3 separate regions of the Homo sapiens genome follow, and all the other regions are linked to region 3. The links are chromatin contacts, found by Hi-C or POLR2A ChIA-PET in ENCODE. All regions are on one chromosome and are shown on one strand. Each heading gives the region's core, a stretch centred on a gene start or an enhancer-like site at or near the end of the contact. The rest is flanking DNA. Distances are from core to core; before and after follow the strand shown.

Evidence for each region. A loop is a pair of places that touch in the nucleus more often than their neighbours do. ChIA-PET counts read pairs that join two places held with the same protein, here RNA polymerase II (POLR2A). Pooled maps may share reads with other maps.
Region 1: a pooled map shows a loop between it and region 3 (5-fold over the local background). The contact joins the promoter of FLJ32255 here to the enhancer-like site in region 3. A Hi-C loop is called at or near these places in 1 of 168 maps with a recorded cell type or tissue (naive thymus-derived CD4-positive, alpha-beta T cell) and 7 of 50 pooled maps. POLR2A ChIA-PET finds 5 or more read pairs at or near these places in 4 of 52 experiments (T-cell, activated CD4-positive, alpha-beta T cell, activated CD8-positive, alpha-beta T cell and 1 more).
Region 2: a pooled map shows a loop between it and region 3 (7-fold over the local background). The contact joins the promoter of HMGCS1 here to the enhancer-like site in region 3. A Hi-C loop is called at or near these places in 4 of 50 pooled maps.

The regions. Positions count from the first base shown.
Region 1 is chr5:42,990,986-42,995,375 of GRCh38, forward strand. It overlaps FLJ32255 (a long non-coding RNA gene), which reads right to left and starts at 2,348. Exons shown (of 2, transcript NR_104643.1): 1 at 1-2,348. It overlaps LOC105374746 (a long non-coding RNA gene), which reads left to right and starts at 1,290. Exons shown (of 3, transcript XR_007058755.1): 1 at 1,290-4,262. RefSeq lists enhancers at 823-972, 1,313-1,522, 1,823-1,952, 2,222-2,516.
Region 2 is chr5:43,311,720-43,316,520 of GRCh38, forward strand. HMGCS1 (3-hydroxy-3-methylglutaryl-CoA synthase 1) reads right to left here and starts at 1,693. Exons shown (of 11, transcript NM_001098272.3): 1 at 1,637-1,693. RefSeq lists enhancers at 1,463-1,602, 1,853-2,082, 2,089-2,605, 2,606-3,120, 3,215-4,414.
Region 3 is chr5:39,173,983-39,178,585 of GRCh38, forward strand. All of the region lies in intron 2 of FYB1 (FYN binding protein 1), which reads right to left. Among named protein-coding and RNA genes, the nearest start is that of FYB1, 43 kb to the right of the region's middle. RefSeq lists enhancers at 2,899-2,958, 2,989-3,068. Within about 2 kb of position 3,234, at least 4 of the 41 ENCODE cell types and tissues checked have a DNase peak (open chromatin) inside an H3K27ac peak, as active enhancers do.

The DNA of each region.
Region 1 (4,390 bases), core at 1,098-3,597, 3.8 Mb after region 3:
TCTCTTTGAGGGGGCTCAACTCACAAAGTGCAGATTTTTATTGAAATATGAATGCTTGTAGAAAGGACATTTTCCTACTGAGCAATGGCAGTTCCATATTTCTTATCAGAAAGGAAGTAGGCCTCAGTCTGATTGAACAGTGAGGAGAGGGAGGATTCAACACTTACAAGTTCACCTGCATTGCATTTCCCAGAAGAAAGAAGAAAATCAATAACGCATTTCAAAGATCACGGTGCTAGAGACAGAGAACCACAATTTAAGCTTTTCCCTGGGCTTAGAGGCGGATGTCTCACTGCCAATTTCACGTCCAACACCGGAGCCTCGCAGTCCATTTTTCTCCCCAGCTGTTTTAGAAATATCCCCAAATATCAAGGACATCTGAATGAGTGAACCATCAGAATAAGGAGCGATTCCCACAGAGTTCCATCCCACAGGGAAGGGACGGGACCAGCGGGGCAGGCCTGAAGCCTGGGTTGAGCGGCGCTGTGCCTTTCATTCTTCACCGAGATCTCGGACCTAGAGTTTCCAGGTTCCGGAGGGATGCGGTTGTTGACCGCTAGCCTAGAATCCGTGAGGGCTGAACCGGGACGAAGGCCTAGGACAGAGAGGTGGTGTGGAAGGACCCAGCCGCGGCCACTGGAAGAGCAGCTTCCTGCAATGTAAAGTGTTCGCGACCTGCATTTGTTTTGCTTTCTTCCTGGAGGAGCCAAATCCGTCCCATTCTGGATCCTTATTCCAGCTCCTTTCCCTCTGCGAATCGCACTTGGTGGGTCGCGGGGCCCTCAGTAATTAGGGATCACGGATCAGCCAAGAAAAATACAGGTTTTCTTAAGCCTGAAGCCACTGACTTGAGGAGGGAGCGTGGGAGTAATGTCAGTAGCAGTTTTTTATTTCGTTTTCGTTTTTATTTTCTAGTCACTAGGCCACCAAAGAAAGTTCCACCCAACGGCCAGTCGATCCGTCGCAGCGACTCTCTTTTCCCTGAACGGAGGGTTTATGGCTGACACCTCCACTTGTTTCTCAGAGCCGGGGCTGACTGCCGGCTGCATCTTTGAATGGCGACCAAAAAAGACATGCATTTGTCTGGCAAAGTCGCTGGCGTTCGCCTGGTGCCCGCGCTTGCCGGGTCCTAGAGCAGCCAGATTTTCACACCAGCGAGTCCAGCGCCCAGCGCCACTCCGCCTTCGGATCACCGGTTTCTCACATCCGCAGCAGCACTGGCCTGACAGTTTTCCGGTTGCGACAGCGCTAGTTGAGCCAAACAAAACGTTTTCCTGCTTGCTCTGGGCGTCCCATTCTCCATCCGAGGCCTTCTAGTCCCGGTGTCACTGTCGCAGCACCTGGCGTTCGTTAGCTCTTTCACCAGCGGCGCGGAGCGGGCGGTTTTGCTGTCACGGCACATGTGGCACGGAGTTTCTCGGTGGCCGAAACCCTCTTTTTTCTCAGAGTCCAGTTTCTTGGTGACAGCGCTGTTGGTTGCGCCATAAGGAATGTTGTCCTTGACAACCCGCCGGCCGCAGTCATTCGCAAGCTCCAGGCACCGACATTTCGCAGAACTGAGGTCTCTCGGTCTCAGCACAGCTCGTTGCTCGATGCCTCCATTTTCTCGGGGCGACAGCACTCAGGTCGCCGATCTGAGGGATTCGGAGCTTCCCCAGCTGGGGTGAGCCTGGCGTTCCCGGGCGGCGGCGGCGGCGCTGGGCTAGGGGAGCCCGCCGCTCCTCCAAGCCGGTGACAGGGGAGCTGCCCGGGCGCCGTCTCTTCCCAGCGCCGCCGCAGAACCCGCAGAACAGCTCGACCTCCAGAACCCTGTGCTGTGGCGGCGGGGCTGGCGTGTCTGTCGCAGGACCCCGCAGATTCGTCTGTCGTTGGCTTGTTGGTCCTAACAAGTTTCGATTTCAGGGTGCCTGCGTTTCTTTTTCTTTTCTCTTCTTTTCCTTTTGTTTTGTTTTGAGACAGAGTCTCGCCGTGTCGCCCAGCCTGGAGTGCAGTGGCGCGATCTTGGCTCACTGCAACCTCCGCACCCCAGGTTCAAGGGATTCTACTGCCTCAGCCTCCTGAGTAGCTGGGATTACAGGCGCTCGCCACCACGCCCGGATAATTTTTGTATTTTTACTAGAGGCGGTGTTTCATCATATTGACCAGGCTGGTCTCGAACTCCTAACCTCAATAATCTGCCCGCCTCGGCCTCCCAAACTGCCAGGATTACAGCATGAGCCGCTGCGCCCAGCCGGTGACTACGATTTCTATCCCCTGGTTCAAGTCGGGGAATAGCCAAAATGTGATTTCTCAACCCAAGCAAGTACCCACTTAGGACAAACACCAGCCTAGCCCTGGCGGCGATTTCTAGGTCGTAGGAAGTCGATGTTTCGCCACAGAAAGGCTGAGTGACCCTGTGACTCATTTCCCAGCAACTCCGGGTTTCCTGTAGCCTAATCATAACAAACGCAGAGTTAGCCCTGCCTCAAGTTTCTTTTTTCTTTTTCTTTTTTTTTTTTTTTTTTTTTTTTTTTTTGAGACAGAGTTTCTTTCGTCCAGGCTAGAATGCAGTGGCGCCATCTCGGCGATCTCGGCTCACTGCAACCTCCACCTCCCGGGTTCAAGTGATTCTCCTGCCTCAGCCTCCCAAATAGCTGGGATTATAGGCGCCCGCCACCACACCCGGCTAATTTTTGTATTTTTAGTAGAGACGGGGTTTTGCCACATTAGCCAGACTGGTCTCAAACTCCCGACCTCAGATGATCCACCCGCCTTGGCCTCCCAAAGCCTCAAGTTTCTAAGTCGTGGCAAGTTCCGGCTTCCTACTAGTACGGCTTGCTTTAGCTGCGCAGGAGATGTTCAACTCCTGTAGAAATCTGTGTACCAGCGAATGCGATTCATTTAGGTTTAGCGATGACCAGTTTAGCAGTGCCTGGGAGCTCTTACACCAAGGCTAGCTGCGCAACATCAAGTCCCGCCTTAGCTATGTTGGTGTTTTTTAAACTCCCATGGAAGTCAGGAAATGCCGGCAAAAGCGATTTCTGGTTTACGAAGCTCGGTTTGACGATAGCAATTTCCGCCGAACGCGACTTTTTCCTCTTGTGGACCAAGTCGGGATATATCAGCTACTACGATTTTTTAGTCGTAAACAGGTTTAACCATGACTGGGTTTTGTTGGTTTCTTGTTGTTGTTGTTGTTTGTTTTTGTTTTTGTCCTAAGAAATGTAGACTTAGGTGTAACATGTACCGGTTTAGATCTAACAGGGATATCCTAATCACAGAATTGCTTCTTTTGGCAATACTTGTAATTTCTGCTTTGTAGGGTTGGTTCTCTCTAATTTTTGCTTATTTTTAAATGCTCTTTTTGTGTCTTTTGCTCTGAGAACAATGCTACCGGTAGTTTCCAGTGTGTTTGCTTTGCCTTTTTATTTGAATTTTAGAATTTATTATTTTAAAATTTTATCTTATTTAAATGTTATTCATTTTTCTTCTACTAATTTTGAGTATCACAGCTTCGTACTCCTTGACTTGCATTCTCTCAGGAGCTGGGGAGCCAAGCTCGGTCTCCGCTTCGGTGGTTTCAGGTCCCGGGTTCTGTCTGGCGGCTCTGCTTCTAATGCGGAGCTGGCGGTTTTGCAGCAACGCTTTTGCCAGTAGCGCCCACTGAGCGGTTTTTCAGTTGCTGCACCGTTCTTAGCGCCCAACGGAACGTTTCCCGTACGCGGAGTCCATAAGTTGTCTGTGTCGTCACTTTCTCGGTTCTGGCACCGCTAGTATCTCCTAGGAACTTCCTAAACCCGTTTTACGGTGCAGAACGGTAATTGCACCGAGCCTCTGTGCCAACTAGTACTTCCGTAATACCGTTAGCCGGCTCTTTTCCTGTCACAACACATTAAAACGTGTTAAAACACATTAAACGGATTAAACACATTAAACGGATTAAAACACATTAAAACGTCACAACACATTTAAACAGAGTCGGTCCATTCCTCCAGACAGTATGTTTCGGGATGGAAGCACCCCTCCTAAGAATCCGCAGTTTCTTTCTAGCAGCACCGTTATGGCGCCTAAACGGATATTTGTTTGGCAATACCAGCGCTATCCGCTAGGTGCCGGCGCTTGCTGAGTCTCAGCGCCGCCAGATTCTTGCTAGCGAGGTCCAGAGCAGTGCAGAGACCTAGCGGACAGTTTTCCGGTGGCAGCAATGCTCATTTCCCGGACACAGATGGTTTTTGGCCCCTGAAGAACTCTTTAATCCCTGCGTTTTGTAGCGCTCGTTCTCTGTAAGGTTTGCTTAGTATCCGTTTCATTTCGACTTCTTTTCTCGCTGTTTTTCTGTCGGAATTACGATTTGTTTTGTTTCTATGTGCTCTCTAGAATTTTACCGGTTTTCATTTGTCTACTAATTTTC
Region 2 (4,801 bases), core at 443-2,942, 4.1 Mb after region 3:
AAGATGTAAAAGCAATCTGGAGGGATATTTAAGATGAAAAACAAAATTAAAACAAGGCCCAAATGATGTGGCCTATGGCTCCAAACATAAAATATCCTTTTACACTCCCTCCCCACAGCGTAAGTCAGACCTTCTGAGTGCTGGGGTTACTGATGATTATACTAGAATTGAGCTGAACTAAAGTAGAACCGAATAAAGGGCAAACTTACAAACTTAGGTGAGAAATATCTACAAAGGTAGACACAAAGAAAGCCTTTCTCTCTTCCCATAAGGTATGCTATCCCTGCCCCCTTCTTCACACAAAAATAACTGCAATTTTAAAATAAAGTTTAAAGAACACAAGCTGCTTAGGTGTCTCAAGTGCAAAGAACTACTGACACGGATAATGTTAACGACTTTCAACTGCCTCTCATCTAATAGTATCTGTGCAATAAAGTCCAAAACACATCTCAGAAGGAAAAATCTGTTAACTCTAGGAGCACTTCCATTTGTCTTAATTTTGTTGTTTATCTTGTCATTGTTTTTCATATTCATGCCTAAAACAGAGCAAATGTTAGTTAGCAGCAACCAGAACACATCATCCTACTGCAGCAGGTGGCAAGAGCATCCTCGGGAAGGTGGGGAGCTGCAGCAGAGGTGAGCAGTGAAAGCAGCTACTGATGCCTTAAGGCTAAGGCCATAGGGACAAGCATGACAAACAGGCACAACCTCACATTATTTGTTCCCCAAATCCCTCCTCCAGAGTGGATCAGAATAATCGTTTCTCTACCACTGGTCAAGGCCAGACGTGGGTTTTCAAAGACTCCATATACTTGCTTTGAAATATCCTTAGCTTAATCCAAAACCTATTTGTGGGAGGACTCTGTGAGTGCCTGCCCATTACACTGTATCACCTAAAGCTGGTCCCGAAGGTATTAGTAGGAGAGAGATGTGGGATTTCAGAACACCAAGGAAGCCTATTTTTTAAAACGTAGACAAAAAAAAATATGGAGGCAGGAAGGCGGGAGGCAGTGATCTATGAGATTTGAAGCAAGTACAGACTGAGCCCCAGTACTTAGCCAGGTCTAAATCACGGTTGTGAACGCTTTCTTGCACCTGAGCTGAGGAAGAAAAGTAATGCTACCCACTTCCCTTCTTTCCATCAACTCTATATGTGGCAGCAGGACACACCCCCTGCGAACCTACCAGCCTCCGTCTAAAGAGGATCTTGCCCATCCTTTGGCGTCCACCCTTAACCAACGCTCTGGAAACGCCTTGGTAGCCCAACTGTCTTCTCTCCCCCTCCTGACACCCCCCACTCACCTCTAGGCGGTCACAGCTGCCTCTCTGGCACCTCCAACTCCTCTGTCGTTAGAATACCTAGACCTCAACGCCCTCTCGCGTTCTCCCCTCCGCGACTCGCCTGTGTTCTCGGATCTTCTCAGATCCGCTACGGTCGGCCTCAGGTCCCTCACGAGGGAACCCCCGCCCGGCCCCGCTCACGGTGCCCCATCCTCCCGGGCAAAGTCCACGCCTACGTCCTGACCCAGAGCCCCAGCTCCTTCGGGCCTAGTCAAGGACACCGCCTCTGTCTGGCCCACACCCCGCCCGCGGCACCTCCGCAGCCCAGTTCTACTCCCCAGCGCGGGACACTCACCAAGCGTGACCGAGCGGCAGCAGAGGAAAGGGAGTGAGCCACGAAAGGACAGTCCGCGGCGCCTCCCCTTCGCCACCAGCTTTATAGCCGCCAACCCACCCGACTCCGGCACCGCCGAGAGTCGCTGGGAGGCGGGACGGTGGCTCCCACAGCCAATCGCGGCCGGTAGAGTTGCCCGGCAGCGCCCGCCCCCCAGTCCGGCTTCTACCAATCAAAAGGAAACTAGAGGCGATGACTCGCTAGGATTTTCCCTCGTGGCTGGAAGGGCGGGGAGAAGAGGCGGGGACAAAGTCTCAGGGCCGAGGAAGTGGTGTGAGAGACTGACGTGAGGTGGCACGAGAGCCCAGTTGCCAATGACGGAGCTGCGAGATACGGCGAGAGCCAACGGGAGCGGAGTGAGAGGTTCTCCGACCAATTGGGACTAAGTGAGAGGAGATGCGGGCCAATGGGTACTCCGCGTCCCACCGCTGGAGAGATGGTCAAATGTGGGAGGCGAGGTGGTCCCAGCTTGGGAGTCTGTCAGGTTGCCTAGCAACCAGAACTAGGCTTCACCTGAAAGATTTCTGAAATACTGTACTTGATTTGAATTCAGTCTTAACGTTTTCTAGCAAAGTGTGCGTAGATTGCAAATTGGAGCAGAATACTTCACCCAGAACTTGTATATGTGTAAATAGTCTAAATACCCGATTTGTAAATACTCAAATATTGTCTCCTTTATTCAAAACTACCTTGACTTAAAGAAAACAGAACAAACAAAAGTGCTCTTGAGACAAAGCTTTCTAACTAAACCTAAAACAAAATGGTTTCAGGATTAGGCATCCGTGGGGAGGGTGCAGAGCCTTGCCTGTGAAGGGAAGTTGATACTGAATTCAAGGATTTTTGCCAGGCCATGCACTCTGAGGAAAGGGACTCCATTTGGCCTGTTGCCCACTGTATCTTCTAAGCTTCATATGTGGTACCTGCCAAGTAAAAGGCTGTGGAAAGGCCACGTAATTGTCGGCATAGTAAATCCATCGGATACGGACTGCCTAACTCCCCCAGCAAATAGAGAGGAGCAATTCAAGCTAGAGGAATTCACTGAAACACTATTTGGGGGAATCCAAAGGAGGACACTTGTGGCTTTGCAATAAACTCTGCCTCTATCTGGTCAGAGAGAGAAGCCATAATACTTAGCTTTGGTGGGGGACCATGAGTGAGGTTCGGAGTTGTTTGTATCTCTCCCCATCTCAATTTAATTAACAGGAATGCTATTGATAAGGGGTCATTGGTAATTCTGTGATTCACACAATTATTGTTATGGGAGATTCTTTTAACCACTATAGATGCTAACCTAGTAAGACACATTCTCAGCAGCAAAGTGGCAAAATATATTGGAAATGGAACCACTGTGAAGTGGTGGCATAAATGACTTGGGGGAAGAGGACCACTCAGTAATGATTTCCATTCCACAGTATTGCCCATGACTCACTTCATATGTATGTAAAGTAACTAGATAGTAAACAGAGAGAGAGACATTGCCTGATTATGATCAACAGCAATTTGGGGTGGGGTAGGAGATTAAAATTCTTGGCATATTGGAATATGCTGAAAGGCAGTAAGGACAAACACAAGAAAGAAGATACAGTTTTGTCGTTAGGAATCGCAAATAATTCCAACTCCAGGAGTACATAATGGGAAATGATTAGCCAGACGGTCATGAGAATGACCATCTTACACAACCGGAAATTTCTACAAGGAACAGACCGTCTTTTTGATCACGTTAATCTTCAATTAAGCAAAGTGAGCATGATTATTGATTACTGGGAAGCCAAGCAATGGAGAACAAAAAGGGTTAGTAATTAGATACAGAAGATCTTGTTATAAATAAAGTTTCCATGCTGCAAAAGAAATAGCAGTCGAATATAAAATTTTCTTTTTAATTCTCAGCAAGGCAAGGTACTTCTATAGAAGGGTGCACCCTTACAGATGGAGCAATGGTGAGTGCACACTTGGACGAGGGAGGGAAAGGGGTTCTTATTCCTGACGCACGTGGTCCCCACTGCTGTGTCGTTCCCTTATTGGCTAGGGTTAGACTGCACAGGCTAAACTAATTCCGATGGACTAATTTAAAGACAGTGATGGCGGGAAAAATGGTTATGAAATGAGTCAGGGTGAAGAATGAATTGGAATGAGTCAAGGTGGAGTACGTAATCAGAATGAGTCAAGGTGGAGAATGAGTCAGGTTGGAGTAGGTAATCAGAAAAGGTTGCTTTACTAGGAAGCTACGTTTAAAAGTAGAAGGCAAAGAATGGAACATACTGACATATTAATTCTTTGAAGAGAAATTTAGAATTCATATTTAACAACTTCCTCCTCTTGCATTTTTCTTACAGCTTTCTCTTCAAACTTATTTAACATGTCTTGATTTAGTTGTTCTGCTTGATTTTCCAAAAGAAGAAGCTTTTCTGGATGAGGTGGAGGATAGTTAAGGGAGGTTTTAGTAAGTACCGTTTCTATGAGCCTCTGCACCAACCCACAGATGCATGGTATGACACAGCACCTGACAAGAATAAGTACACCTATTATGACTATGAGGGAGGTAAGAATTGGGGCTATTATTCCTTTCCATTTACCGAACCACTTTTCTAGCCATCCTGTAAAGGGATCATTTACCCGTGAGTTGCTGGCTAACTCATTGGATAGAGCAGTCAGACCTCACAATGCCTTTGTTATACTTCCATTAGGGGTGGCGTTGTTTGGGATGAAGGTGCAACATTGAGTTTTAATCATAACGCAAACTCATCTTCTTTCTGCTAATATCATGTCTAAGGCTATCCTATTTTCCCAAGCCATCTGGCTAATAGCCCCTAATTGCTCAGCTATTCCTTTAACAGCATCTCTAGTGTAGTTAATACATCACTGTTGGTTGTAATAGATGTCGTTTAACCAATCTGCATTTTTATTAATTGTCACCCACCAAAATATTGACTCAAATCCTGCAGCTATTTGATTTCGGGCTTTAAATTGATCTCGTATTCCCTGTGGGACTCCAACTGCATCTAAATAGACGTGAGAGTCGAAAGACCCATAAGGGGCTTCTCTCGCTTTATGATGTCTTATTTTTCCTTCCTCTGGTTGATAAAATGCCAAGGTGAAAGGGATAGCCAACTGGACTAAAGCACAAGT
Region 3 (4,603 bases), core at 1,984-4,483:
GACATTGGCATTTTGATAGTGATAGCATTGAATCTGTAAATTGCTTTGGGCAGGCAGTATGGCCATTTTAATGATATCAATTCTTCCAATCCATGAGCATAGAACATTTTTTCCATTTATTTGTGTGGTCTCTGATTTCTTTCAGCAGTGTTTTGTGGTTCTCCTTGAAGAGGTCTTTGACTTCCTTGGTTAGATGAATTCCTAGGTATTTTATTTTCTTTGTAGCTATTGTAAATGGGATTGTGTTCTTGATTTGGTTCTCTGCTAGAATGTTGTTGGTATATAAAAATGCTACTGATTTCTGTACATAGAATCCCTTTTGGGCCTATCCTATATCACTTATAGAACAAATGACCAAGGAATCAGAATTTCTGTTCCTAGAGATAGAACCATAAAACCCTAGGACTGAAAGTCTTTGAATTTACTGTTCCAGTGCTTTTTATATAATTTGGCATAAACAAACCAGTTGATTATTTGTGAAGCCATCTTCCTGGTTCTGCACAGGACTTTAACACATGGAATAAGAATATCATTTAGACTTAGGGATGACATAGCATAAGGAAACCCTGAAAAACACTCTCCCTTTTTATCAAAGATGAAAAATCCAAGGTCCAGATAAGTTTAATAAATGATTTACTCAAGGACACAAAGCTTAAAAACATGAGCTCCCGGACTAAAATCCTGTTTTTCTTCTTTAAGTCTGAAGTTCTTTCTATCATGCCATGAAATCAAAATAAGCTCTTTCTCTCTTTTTAGTTTGTTTAAAAACCTTAAAAAGATAAAACATAAGCATCTTATTTTTGTTAGTGTTTTCAGCATCTCAATGGTGAAATAACTGAAAAGGTACATGTTACTCTCTAAGATGAAAGAGGAAGCTAAGAAGAGACTAGGCAAAATGCAAAGTCAACAACTAATAGACTAAGGGCGAACAGAAGCAGGGAGACCTCTTCTCCCATAGAGAAACCAGTGTCTCAGCTTTTCTTTGTGATGAGGAGTACTGTAAAATTTTTTAAAAGTTATGGTTCTATTTGTTTGCTTGCTCTTACCTGTGTGTGTGCGTTTGTGGTGGGATGATTATTTAGGAGTAAGCAAGATTGACAAATAAACAATAAGGAGGAGGGGAATTGCTGATAGTCAAGTCTCTAAGCTGGGGAAAGGGAAAAGGGGCATGAGGTAGGAAAAGAGAACAGAATGGAGATCCAGCCAGGCAGACACTACATTGGCTATTCAACCTTCTTTAAGGAGAAACCAAGAATATGTCAAAGAAGGAGCCCAGTTGGTAGGCGTAGGGAGTTTGACAACAGCAACTGGGTTAGACATCTATCAGACAGGGAGACAGGGTTTGGAGAAGACTCCGGTTGATTGATGACTCTGATATAAGCGGTGAACATTGTTGGATTGAGTTGACACCATTCTATCAAGAAAGTGACTCACATGGGCTGGAGTATGCCGGTGTCCAATGGTTGTAACTAGCTGGGGGCTTCTTTTGACTCATTGGGGAAAACCTCTGCCTTCTTCTGGGACTTATAAAAGAGAAGTGACAAAACTTGCTGTGAAAGCAGGTAGAAACGCTGCTGTGTAATTTAATAATAGGCTCAACAATTTATATGCCCTTTTCATGCGGGTACATGCTGTGTGGAATGTTTCTGAGAGATTTTAAACTGCAGGCTCCTAACTACCCAGTATTCTTCCTGGCCACTCCTTAAAGAATGCTGGGCAGAAAGGAATCTCAGAACTCATTGGCTGGTGCCTCCAAATGGGGGTAGGCAGTACCAGCTTTCAAGGAAGTGTTTGGAATTGAGTGCTGGTGTTGGGGGAAGGGGTTGCTTTTGGTCATTACAATAGTGAATAACCTAGTGAATGCTACTGGCTTCTTAGGGGCTCAAGGTCAGGGAGTCTAAAATTCCTATGATAGGAGAATTCTAATGGATAAGGAATAGTGTGTCCCAGACATCAGTGACATTCAAGAATATGGAATCACTCATTTTATAGCTGAGATCCAGAAGGATTATGTGCTCCAGGGGCCGGTACAGAGCACAGATCAGCTCTCCTCAAATACAGCCTCCCTTCTACGGGAACTCATTCTAGTGCCCCACAGTGGCCTCTTCATATTTGTTGTCTTGTGTTCAGAGAATCCCAAGTCATTTTTTTTCTGTTTTTTTTTTTTTTTTTTTTTTTTTTTTTTAAAGACAGAGTCTCACTCTGTCGCCCAGACTGGAGTGCAATGGCGCGATCTTGGCTTACTGCAACCCCCACCTCCTGGGTTCAAGTGATTCTCCTGCCTCAGCCTCCCGAGTAGCTGGGATTACAGGTGCGCACCACCAGGCCCAGCTCATTTTTGCATTTTTAGTAGATACAGGGTTTCACCAGTTGGCCAGGCTGGTCTCGAACTCCTGACCCCAGGTGATTCACTCGCTTCGGCCTTCCAAAGTGCTGAGATTACAGGCATGAGCCACCATGCCAGGCCCCAAGTCATTTTTATATTTGCTTAAGAACAACATGTTTAGAAAGGCACACTGCTGCTATTACAATCATTAACAAAAGATAATCTATACTTTGAAATAAAACAATGAAACATTTAACAACCTGCAACTTTGGATGATCATATGATTGGTCTTCATTTCTTGATTATTCTGACTGGTGTTTCTTTAAAAGTGCCAATCTTTAAAAAGATAAATGCTGTTTGTCTCTCAAAACAGTCATAAATTGTGGGAAAGGAAACAAAGACGAAAACATTAGTTTTTCAGAAATGAGGCTTTTTGTTAAAAGTAAAATAAAAATAGCAACACAACTTCCTGATTTTCTGAGTGAAGTTATTTCATGTGCTAGTTATTTGGTGTGGCTCCTCAAGCCCATTTTAATTGAGATGGTGTAGGCAGCTAAAAGAAATGCACTGGTAAAACCACAACTAGGTTTCATCTTGATAGGCAGGAGCAAAAACAGAAAGGAAAGAGGCCAGCCTAATTTCCAGAGACTGGGGGGTTACAATTTCAATTAGGCATCATGGGTGTGTGGGAGGAAGGCAGTTATCCTCATTCTCCTGTATGTTGTTTCTGACTTTGAAAGATGTAGACTATCTCAGGAACTTTTGTCCTGGCAACAGTAGAATATAACTTTTTGATGGCTTTCATTATTTCCAGGCATTGGTAGCTCACACTTATTTCAGTACCATCCTGAATTTAGTAACATCATGCAGTGGCCCCACAGGCTGGAGGCTAGACACCTATCTTGTTTCCTGAGGGCTGTGGCTAACCTCCAAAGTTTATTGTTTCTGTTGCTGCCTTCTTACTATTGTGCGCCTGCTACCTAGAGAGGACTCTATTTCCTTGGGGTAACTAACAAACCAAAGAAGTCCGTAACCTACCTGTTCCTTTAAATTCACAGAGCTATAGAGCTAGAAGGTATCTCAGGGGTGGTCTAATTCAACCTTCACATTTTGCAAAATGAGAAGGTGGTCAAAGAAGTTATTTGTCCCAGGTCTCCCAAAGCTGACAGAGTTGGGCCCAGGACTGAATCTCTTGACATTAAACCTAACCACATTGCTCAATGTAATAACTGCAGGCTGATTAAGTTCTCTACAACGTATTGTGCTCAAACTACTGATTGTCATAGAATCATTTAGAATGCAAAACTATTTTTTCCCACAGTGAGTTTTACAAAATTTGCCATTGTTTTACTTCAAACTTTTGAGCCTCAACATTTTATATATGAAATGGCACCAACAAAATCTGTAACTCTCTTCATTTTCTTTTTCACGTCCTGGAGATTGCATGTGTACGTGTGTATGCTTTGTGAGATAAGGTGTCTTGCAGCTCTGGCTTTGAACAACAAAGTTGCTGAAGCTGTTAGAAGCTGCAAGAATACCCACTTCCTACTTTACTGGTGACATATTTTTGCAAAGCTGTTCTCACTCCGCTTCCCCATCTCAAGCAAATTAAGATTTAGAACAATGACTTTAAGTTCCCTTTTATGCTACTTCTGCTCTTGTACAGTAAAATAGCTTTCCTGCAAACACAAAATATTTTCCACCAGTGAACTAAAATTGTAAGTATTATCTGTTACCTGCATTGACCTCATGCAGCATTTCCCCCAAAGTTAATTCCTGTGAACATTGGTCCTACTTAGATATTTTGGGAGAAAGAACAAAAAGGTTCTGTGGTCAAATATGATTTGGAAATTGCTGTGAATTATACTTTTCCTTTGATATTCATAGTGTTCATTACTGTCTCAAAGACTTTATAATAAGAGAACTAATTTAACTTTGCTTAACCCAAGATTTTCTGAATGTATTTGAATCATTTTTCCTCTGCAACATTCATGTGTGAACATCCTGCAGAAGGCTTAGTAGATGAGTCATGATGAGATTACAGTAGCGTTTATTGAGTGTGTACTGTATGCCCTACAGTTTTACAAGCACTTTAGTGGGATGATGCCTCTGTCAGGCTCAAATATCATAGAACAAATTCAGACTCTATAGTCGTCAAAATGCCCGTGGTTTAATTTTGGCTGTCCTTCCTATGAATTACATAACATTGTATAAATCACTTAATCTCTGAGCCTCTGAATCTTCACTGTAATATGGGAGAATAAAGACAGACTATGA